Linked DNA regions of Homo sapiens: all the other regions are linked to region 1. Evidence: chromatin contacts called from ENCODE Hi-C or POLR2A ChIA-PET data. All regions are on one chromosome and are shown on one strand. The core of a region is the stretch at or near the end of the contact, and the rest is flanking DNA. Distances in the headings are between cores, read along the strand shown.

Region 1 (3,085 bases), core at 170-2,669:
GAATGAGTGCAAAGTTTATTGAGTGGAAGTAGCTCTCAGCGGATGGCGGAGCCAGAAGGGAGACGGTTTTCTCCTGGTGTGTTCCTTTTTTTTTTTTTTTTTTTTTTTTTTTTTGTCTTAGACGGAGTCTCAATCTGTCGCCCAGGCTGGAGTGCAGTGGCGCGATCTCCGCACACTGCAAGCTCCGCCTCCTGGGTTCAAGCAATTCTCTGCCTCAGCCTCCTGAGTAGCTGGGATTACAGGCGCCGCCACCTCTGCGGTGTGTTTCTATTGTTAGTTACCCATCCTTATTACTAGGTTATTGGTTAAATCTTGAGCCTGGAGTGATCACTACTAGTCTGTTCTACCCTGGACAACATGTTGCATGGAATATCCTATCTTAGTTACTTCTCTATTTTAGACAACACAAGATAATTTTACAGAACTCCCTGGCTTGCAACGGAATCAGTTTACTCTCTATGGAAATTCTTACTGTGACTTTATGATTTCATCCATGTTTTCCATTATTCTGGCTTTTGGAGGGTTATTTTTTGCTATCTGTGAATTGTAGGGTTGATAGAATTCTGTCTGCTGTATAATGTTAATTATTCTGAGGAAAAATGCCATCTAAAAAATTACTGACATTGTGGTGGGAGAGGGTTAGAGACTTCTTTGGTTTTCCGCCAGGAAAAGGATATCTTTTAAATTGGATGCTTTTTGAAAGACTTGCCCTCATCAATCAGAAAATCTTTCCTCCATGTTCACTTTCTGTTTACCAATGTTTAACATCCCTGGACAGCAGGAGGTAGAGTTAAAAGCTATGCACTGATAGCCTTTCTGAGATAATTCTGCTGTTTTCCTAAAAATGAAAAGCTTCATTAACTAGTGTCCAAACTATTTATGGTTCTAATCATCACATCATTGCATGGACTGATTTTTTAAATATTAACATGTGTGGAGAAAATATTTCTAAGAAACAAGACAGGATACTTAATACAATAATAATAATCTACTTTTAAGTATGCTAGCAACTAATGAATATAGCAATCTAAAGTCATTAAGAATGTTTCTCATTCATTCCTGATAGTAGTTTTCCAAAAGACTCTTAGTAGTTACCCTTATTTGAGCACTAAAAGGGCTTTAGAAAAATCAGCCATTAAAAATTGGCTCTGATTAACAGGCTTTCTCCTTTCTCAAACAACCGAGTGAAGTTTTATAGTGTTGATTATTTTGGGGATTAGTTAATTTGCCAATTGTGGTTAACAGATATTTTGTAAGGAAAATTAATTGCTTTATTCTCATAACTAGTATTTTTTCCCACAGCCTTACAATTTTAATTTCTTTGGTTTTGGTGAACTATTCAGTACACATACTCTCCTAATCTTCTCATATGTGTGTCAGCTGCTGGTCCCTATCCAAATGCTGAACTCATTTGACTAAGCACCGCCAGGGCCTTTTCTGTGTGATTTCCCGCCTCCCTTCCCCATTTCTTGGGACATGAGACTTCTATTTCTCCTGAATGCCTCTGTCTGGGAAAGATTATCTTGGCAAAAAAAAAGGGGGACTTTGGGAAATAAGAGAAGGCAGATTCTTTGTTGCCAAGCAGAAGTAGTGCCTCACTGACTTCAGAGAAATGTGGGTAGGAGAACTGGGAAGCTCAGGGCGTCCCTCAGTCTTTAGAAAGTGTAAGTGATCTCATTCCTTTCCTTAAATGATTTCAGTCCCACAAAGCAAAGAAAGATGCCTGAGAGCTTGACATTCGAGCTGATCAGTCTTATTTTTACATAGCCTCAGATACGTGATTTGCGGGCACTAAGATGATGTTACCGAGCACTCAAAAATGAGCCATTTCATGTATTTGTCCAGTCTGTGAAACTTTGTTACCATAGCACATTACATGGTTGTCCTAGCCAGCAGAGTGGTGTTTAAATGGTATGCACTGGGGGACAGACCAGTTGTTAAAATGTTGAAATATTTCAGGGATCCTCTGGGTCTTCCTTGGGTCCACTAAAATGTCATCTGGCAAGAGGGGGCCTCCAGGCCTTCTATGGATGACAGTCTTTCTAATCTGTCCGTGTCTGGGGCATATCAATTAGTAAATTCTTTGATCATCTATCCTAATACCAATCTTCATTCCAATTATTCCTTCCACCAACCCATTTATTCATTTTTAATTCATTCAAATTTAATTTATTCAAATTTAATTTATTCAACAAATGCTTCCTAATTACCTGCTAATGGCTAGGCATTGTTGCAGATGCTAGAGAAACACTAGTGAATAATATGGACAAGGTCCCTGATCCAGTGGTGCTTTCATTCTAGTAGAGGAAACAAACAATAAACATGAGCACAATGATATAAACAAGATAATTTCATTAATGGTGGGTGATATGTTTTGGCTCTCTGTCCCCACCCGAATCTCATCTTGAATTATACTCCCATAATTCCCACGTGTTGTGGGAGGGACCCAGTGGGAGATAATTGAATCATGGGGGCACTTTCCTTCATACTGTTCTCGTGACAGTGAATAAGTCTCATGAAATCTGATGGTTTTATAAAGAGTTCCCCTGCACAAGCTCTCCCTCTTTTTGCCTGCTGCCATCCATGCGAGACATGACTTGCTCCTTCTTGCCTTCGGCCATGATTGTGAGGACTCCCCAGTCATGTGGAACTGTAAGTCCATTAAACCTCTTTCTTCTGTAAAGTGCCCGGTCTCAGGTATTTCTTTATCAGCAGCGTGAAAATGGACGAATACAATGGGTGCTGTGAAGGCAGTATGAAGGGGTAGCCTGCCCCTCCACACCTGTGGGAGTTTCTCGTCAGGTGGAATGAGAGACTTGAGAAAAGAAAGAGACACAGAGACAAAAGTATAGAGAAAGAAAAGTGGGCCCAGGGGAGCTGCGCTCAGCATACGGAGGACCCGTGCTGGCACAGGTCTCTGTGTTCCCTCAGTATTTATTGGTCATTATCTCTACCATCTCGGAGAGGGGGATGTGGCAGGACAATAGGGTAATAGTGGGGAAAGGGTCAGCAGGAAAACATGTGAACAAATGTCTCTGAATCATAAACAAGGTAAAGAAAAAAGTGCTATGCTTTTGATGTGCAT
Region 2 (3,085 bases), core at 211-2,710, 84 kb before region 1:
CTTTAGTCTTATTTTCCATAACTCCACTTCACTTGGTTTGTTCCATTCAGAATGTGCTTTTTGTTTGTGGGCATACTTAATTAGGCTTATCTGCTGGTCTACTCTGATTATTACATAGTTTTGTAATATCTAAAGCTAAAAATGGATATATATATATATACTTATTAAAATGAACTTGATACACATGTGTGTGTACATATACATATATATATAAATACCTTTCATCAATACTTTTGCAAAACTTTCATTTAGAGACTTTTAGAAACAAATTGTGTGTATGTATATTATGACAGGTTGGCACTGATTTTAATTTCTTTTAGGATAATGAACCTTTCTGATTTGGCTGACTTGTAGTAGTGGTAAATACTACCTGTTGGAAACCTGTATTTAATCTAACAGATGCTCTAAAAGTCTGTACTTTCTATGCAGCATGGTCTGGCAGAAAAACACTTTTGGAGTCAGACAGCTCAACGCCTCAGTTATGTAAACAAGAGGTATCTACGTAGATACATAGCTAGATTCCTAGATAGATGGTATCTATTATATCCCAGATGGTTTTCTAGGTCAGGGAATATACTGGAAGATCTGGATTTGAATACAGACTTCAGTTTGAATGGAGCTTGACAAGTCAATTACTTTCAAGTTTAAGTTCCTCCTCTGGGAAATAGCACAAATAGCACACATGACACCACTTCATAGGATGTGCTAAAGAGTAACTGGCTTAATGCTGTTAACCTCCCAACCTTGTTCGTATGACAGTGCTTTCTGAGGCTGAAAATCTGATCTTCCCAGGTTTGACCAGTTGCTCTGTTTAGCTAAGGTCAGCCTGTTTATTATTTGGGACAGTCCCAAGAGAGGCAAGATTAGCATCCTTTGAACTGAAAGGAACCCTTCTCATCTGGAGGGTGAAGAAGGAAGAACAGAATGTCCTGGTGGCATTTAGAATGGAATCTCTAGCCCTTCTCCTTGGACACTGTTTGCGTCATGAAAAAAACTGTAATATGGAGACGCTGTCTCCAGCAAGAAATTTATGGCTATATTTCAATAGTTTGTTCAAATTTAGACCATGCCAGCTTCTATAGTTGATGAAAGCCTGAATATCCAAACACTATCTCCATTAATAAAATCTCAATGTTCCCAGAATGACGAATGTCTGAAAACGGGTTTTATTGTGAAAGGAGAAGCTCATTTGGTGTTTCCTCTTCTCTCTTTGCTTTTAGAAGAAAAAAATGAGAAAACTCTGTAGTCAGCCAAAAGGTCTTTGCCCCCTACTAATTCTTTTTTTAAAACTGTCATGAGAAGATAAGAGTTTTAAAGTTTTGTATTCTATCTCTGGGTCAGGGATCAAATATTTGCATTTGTAAAGAAATCAGAATTGTCTTTGAGAGGTGGAGATTCCTGGCAATGTTCAAGCTCACAAGTTGCACAATTCTGTAATGTGAAGTACTTCTAGTCACCTCGATGATGGAGAGGGTCACAGCAAAGAGATCTGGCCACATGGGTGGTCAAAAGTAGGATGTGCTTAGAAAGAAGTTGTTTTTCTTTCCATTTTCTATTATTAAGTATTTAAAAACTGTGATGTAGTCACACTGTTTCTGCATTGATACTGTGCTTTCCTTTCTCCCTCCCACAGCCCTCAGTAACCCAGACGTTTATTCTTCTATCTACCTACCTTCACTTCCTATCACCCAAGGGTTTCTGCCTTTTAGGTTTTCTTTAGACTGAGATACTGTCTCCCTAGCCTTTCTGCTTTCCGGCTGGCCGTTAAAACAATCACCCAGCCCTTTTCTGTATTATAAGTGTTAATTCTGATCTCAGTTGGGAAATAGGCATATGGGAAAGATACAGGCATACCTTGGAGATATTGCAGATTTGGTTCCAGACCACTGCAATAGAGCAAATATTGCAATAAAGTGAGTCACACAAATTTTTTGGTTTCCTGGTTCATATGATAGTTATGTTTGTAATATAGTCTATTAAATGTGCAATAGTAGTATGTCTTAAAAAAGTATGTGCATACCTTAATTTAAAAACAGCTTATTTCTTTAAAAATGCTAACAGTCATCTGAGCCTTAAGTCATAATCTTTTGAAAATATTTTTTCTTAAATTAAAAAAATTAAAGTATCTTAAGTCTGCTTCTTAATTTTTTTTTCAAATCCTCCACTATTTTTTTAGATAGGATCTTCCTCTGTCACCCAGGCTGGAGTGCAGTGGCACAGTCTTGGTGCATTGTAGCCTCTACTTCCCAGGCTGAAGCAATCCTCCCACCTCAGCCTCCCAAGTAGCTGGGCCACAGGTGTGAACCACCATGCCTGGCTTTTGTATTTTGGGTAGAAATGACATCTCGCTATGTTGCCCAGGCTTGTCTCAAACTCCTGGGCTCAAGCAATCCACCTGCCTTGGTCTCTCAAAGTGCTGGGATTATAGGCGTGCACCACCATGCCCTGCACAGGTCATGATCTTTTTGCTGGTGGAAGGTCTGGCCTTGATGTTGATGGTTGCTGGCTGATGACAGTGGTGGTTGCTGAAGATTGGGGTGGCTGTGGCAATTTCTTAAAATGAGACAGTAATGAAGTTTGCCACGTTGATCGATTCTTCCTTTCACAAAAGATTTTTCAGTAGCATGTGATACTGTTTGATAGCATTTTACCTACAGTAAAACTTCTTTCAAAATCTGAGTCAATCCTCTCAAACCCTAATGCTGCTTTATCAACTAAGTTGATGGAATATTTTCAATCCTTTGTTGTCATTTCAACACTGACAACCAGAATATATTCTATCTCCAGAGACCACTTTCTTTGCTCCTCCATAAGAAGCAACTCTTCATCCATTAAAGTTTTATCATGAGATTGTAGCAATTTAGCTACATCTTCAGGTGCCACTTCTGACTCTTTCTCTTGCTCTTTCTCCCAAATCTGCAGCAACTTCCTCCACTGAAGTCTTGAACCCTTCAAAGTCATCCATGAGGGTTGGAATGAACTTCTTATAAACTCCTATTAATGTTGATATTTTGGCCTCCTACTATGAATCATGGATGTTCTTAATGGCATCTAGAATGGTGAATTCTTTCCAGAAAGTTTTCAA
Region 3 (3,085 bases), core at 427-2,926, 84 kb after region 1:
GTCCTTAAAGAGCCAAGATATCAATGCAATATTGACACACAATTAACAGCTTAATTTATACAAATGCATATATATTAGTCAACATTACTCCAACTCTGTAGGAAAGATAGCTGCCCAGCACATTTTACAAGGTTGCATAGTTAGAATTTGCATCCTAGCGTGTCTGACACCAAAGCCTATGCTTTTAATCATTATGTTACAGTGCCTTCCCTAGTCCTAGAAGAGAGAACAAATGAGCAGTCATTAGAAAACAAGAGTAACAACTACCTTAACAAATCAACCAACCATGAACAAAATACATATCTGACAAATGTCATTGTTAAGGTGGTGGCATTTTTTTTAAATGGTGGTTCTTTTTTCACTGTTTTCTTGAGCACAATACCACCTTTTCAATAACTAATCTTTAATTAACGCTGCTTATATCAGGGAAACATGATGCCAATTGAGGGAAACTGGAGTGAAATGACAGTTAAGGAATCAGCTGGTGTTATGCTTTGACTTTATCTTAAAGGAGTGGAGGTACGTCCCATGTTGGCCTGAGCTTGGCTGCTTGGCTGAAAGAGATTCCTGTGTCCAGTATTAGGGAATGAGGCTGAGAATGAGACATTTTGGAGCCAATTATTTTATTGTGTTGCATGAGAAAGGATTTTCACAGTTTGACTAGCCAGGAAGAAGAAAGCTCTGAGGTAAGGCCAGCTTTCTTCCTAGCTGCCAGGTGGCTGGCTATCCCTGGCACCAAGCACTGTGTAGCAATCATGCAGTGAACGTTTGTCCAACTAGCTTTTTATTCTTTACCTTCAGTACTAGTCTCAATTCTTATGATAAAAACTGGCTTATGTGAGTATCAATTTACCTTCACTGGGAATCTTTCCAGGTCAGATCAAGTATTGTGGCATTTTCCCCAGATGAGCAACCTAGACTCTATAAGAAATTTACAAAGTGAAGAGAAAAATGTTTTTAAGAGACATGCACTCAGTTGGGAATTCAAACTAAACTCATCATTATCATATTTATCAGAAGTGCAATGTCTCATTGTATGAGTATCCCAGTTAGATCAAGGGGACTGAAAATATTTGGACTCCCTTGAATTTTAATACAAAGCAACAATAAGAAAAAAAGCTAAAGACCCCAAGCCTCTATGCTCAATCAACAGACTTTATGTTATTTTGTATTTTATATTTTGTTTATATATCTCTTTCCAGTTTAGATAAGCAAAAGCAGAACAGTTTGCAAAATCCTTTGGAAAGACAGTTCCCTCCTGCAAGAAGTAGGAATGTGCAATGCCTTAGAGACAACTTTGAAGCAAGGAATCTCCCCAAATGTTGCCCTAAGTCCCACTGTTTTCATGTTCACACCTAAGAAAGTCATTCTTAAACACCTCCTCAAGGTCACTGAAAACATCCTTAGTAGGAAAGAGAAGCAATTTTTAAACTGCCTGACGTCTCTTCTCCTGGACTTCATCCAGGTGTTGAAATAGTTCAGCAAAGAGACCAACACTTTAGGAGGTTCATGCTTGAGTACAAAGTGACTCCTGAATGCTTTTCCCCCTGCTTCCAGAGGCCTTGCTTGATTCAGTTTGTGACTCACGCACAGCAGGCCCCATTAGTCATAGTTTGAATTTGTTTTTCTTTCTTCATGGATGGTTCTGATCAACAGTTTAGTATTTTTGATGATCTGAAAATAAAAACAAATCCCTCTGCCCTCCATTTTGATATTTTTTCGCACCTCAGGTTTCAAAGATCAAAGGGGTGGGTCCAGATTAGTACTGTGAGCTTTTACCAAGGTATGCCTAAGCAAAACAGATTACTTAATTGAGGTGACTACGTCTGGTAGTTACAGGAAATGCATGATTTTCTCCAAGTCACTCAGGTATATGGACCTGAGGGAGCTGGAGACACAGCTCCCTGCTCTGGGTGTGATGTTCTGTCTTTCTAAGTTAGCTGTAACTATGTGAGGAGATGGACTTGTTAATTTGCTTGACTATAGTAATCATTTCACTGTATATGTTTATCTAAACATCATGTTTTGTACCTTAAATGTATACAATAAAGATCACAATAAAACTTTTTTTTCTAAAAAGAGGCAGTAGGATAGGAAGCTCTATTAAATAGGCATAATAATTCATGCCTGACATAATGTGTGTAAAAACTCTTTGAAGGTGATTGAGCAGTTATAGACCTGTGGAGTACTTCTTAATGTATCATTAATACATTACTAATGCGGTCTTGAGAGAATCCACCCCCAGCTATGGATAATCCGATAATTTTATGATTTGACCTTAGCTAGGGAAGACCTCTGAAAGGTATTCTGGCCTCAATGGCCCTGTCTTGCAGATAGTTCCAGCTGGCTGGAAATATCCTGTGGAACTGTTAGAATATGGCCCAGGGCCGGGTGCAGTGGCTCATGCCTGTAATCCCAGCGCTTTGGAAGACCAAGGCAGGCAGATCACGAGGTTAGGAGATCAAGACCATCCTGGCTCACATGGTGAAACCCTGTCTCTACTAAGAATACAAAAAGTTAGCTGGGCTTGATGGCACCCACCTGTAGTCCCAGCTACTCCAGAGGCTGAGGCAGGAGCATTGCTTGAACCCAGGAGGTGGAGGTTGCAGTGAGCTGAGATCGCGCCACTGCACTCCAGCCTCATGACAGAGCAAGACTCCATCTTGGGGAAAAAAATAAAAAAAAAAAAAAGGATGTTGCCCAGTAGGGTTCATGTTTATGCAGTTGTAATAATGTCTGTTTATGAATCATAGAAAAAGGGATAATAAACCAAGAGACATTTCCATAGTTTTTCTGATTAATGTAGCCACAAATATTAATTAGCCTCTTTCAAACTGGCTGCTGAATTATTCCACATAAGACTTGTTACATGTAATTATTTTGGTTTACACAGCTAGTAAGATAAAAGGACTTCACAGGTCATATATTTTAAAGCAAAACTACTGCCTCTTAAAAATATGTCTAAATATAGATATGCCTCCCTTTAAGAAAATTCTAAAAGACAACCTTCAACCTAGGTGATTTGGCTGTTTATTTTATAAAATTCTTCTAACAAGTTAAAATTATTCAACTTCTACAATATTTT

Evidence for each region. A loop is a pair of places that touch in the nucleus more often than their neighbours do. ChIA-PET counts read pairs that join two places held with the same protein, here RNA polymerase II (POLR2A). Pooled maps may share reads with other maps.
Region 2: a loop to region 1 is called in a map of endothelial cell of hepatic sinusoid, with 5 times the contacts of the local background. The contact joins two enhancer-like sites. A Hi-C loop is called at or near these places in 2 of 168 maps with a recorded cell type or tissue (Caco-2 and endothelial cell of hepatic sinusoid). POLR2A ChIA-PET finds 5 or more read pairs at or near these places in 2 of 52 experiments (AG04450 and OCI-LY7).
Region 3: a loop to region 1 is called in a map of PC-9, with 2.4 times the contacts of the local background. The contact joins two enhancer-like sites. A Hi-C loop is called at or near these places in 2 of 168 maps with a recorded cell type or tissue (PC-9 and tibial artery) and 2 of 50 pooled maps. POLR2A ChIA-PET finds 5 or more read pairs at or near these places in 2 of 52 experiments (K562 and MCF 10A).

What each region holds. Positions count from the first base shown.
Region 1 is chr9:110,826,890-110,829,974 of GRCh38, reverse strand. No RefSeq gene overlaps it. Among named protein-coding and RNA genes, the nearest start is that of MUSK, 160 kb to the right of the region's middle. Within about 2 kb of position 1,419, at least 7 of the 41 ENCODE cell types and tissues checked have a DNase peak (open chromatin) inside an H3K27ac peak, as active enhancers do.
Region 2 is chr9:110,910,630-110,913,714 of GRCh38, reverse strand. The region is part of intron 5 of LPAR1 (lysophosphatidic acid receptor 1); the gene reads left to right. Among named protein-coding and RNA genes, the nearest start is that of LPAR1, 130 kb to the left of the region's middle. Within about 2 kb of position 1,460, at least 6 of the 41 ENCODE cell types and tissues checked have a DNase peak (open chromatin) inside an H3K27ac peak, as active enhancers do.
Region 3 is chr9:110,743,567-110,746,651 of GRCh38, reverse strand. All of the region lies in intron 6 of MUSK (muscle associated receptor tyrosine kinase), which reads right to left. Among named protein-coding and RNA genes, the nearest start is that of MUSK, 76 kb to the right of the region's middle. Within about 2 kb of position 1,676, at least 6 of the 41 ENCODE cell types and tissues checked have a DNase peak (open chromatin) inside an H3K27ac peak, as active enhancers do.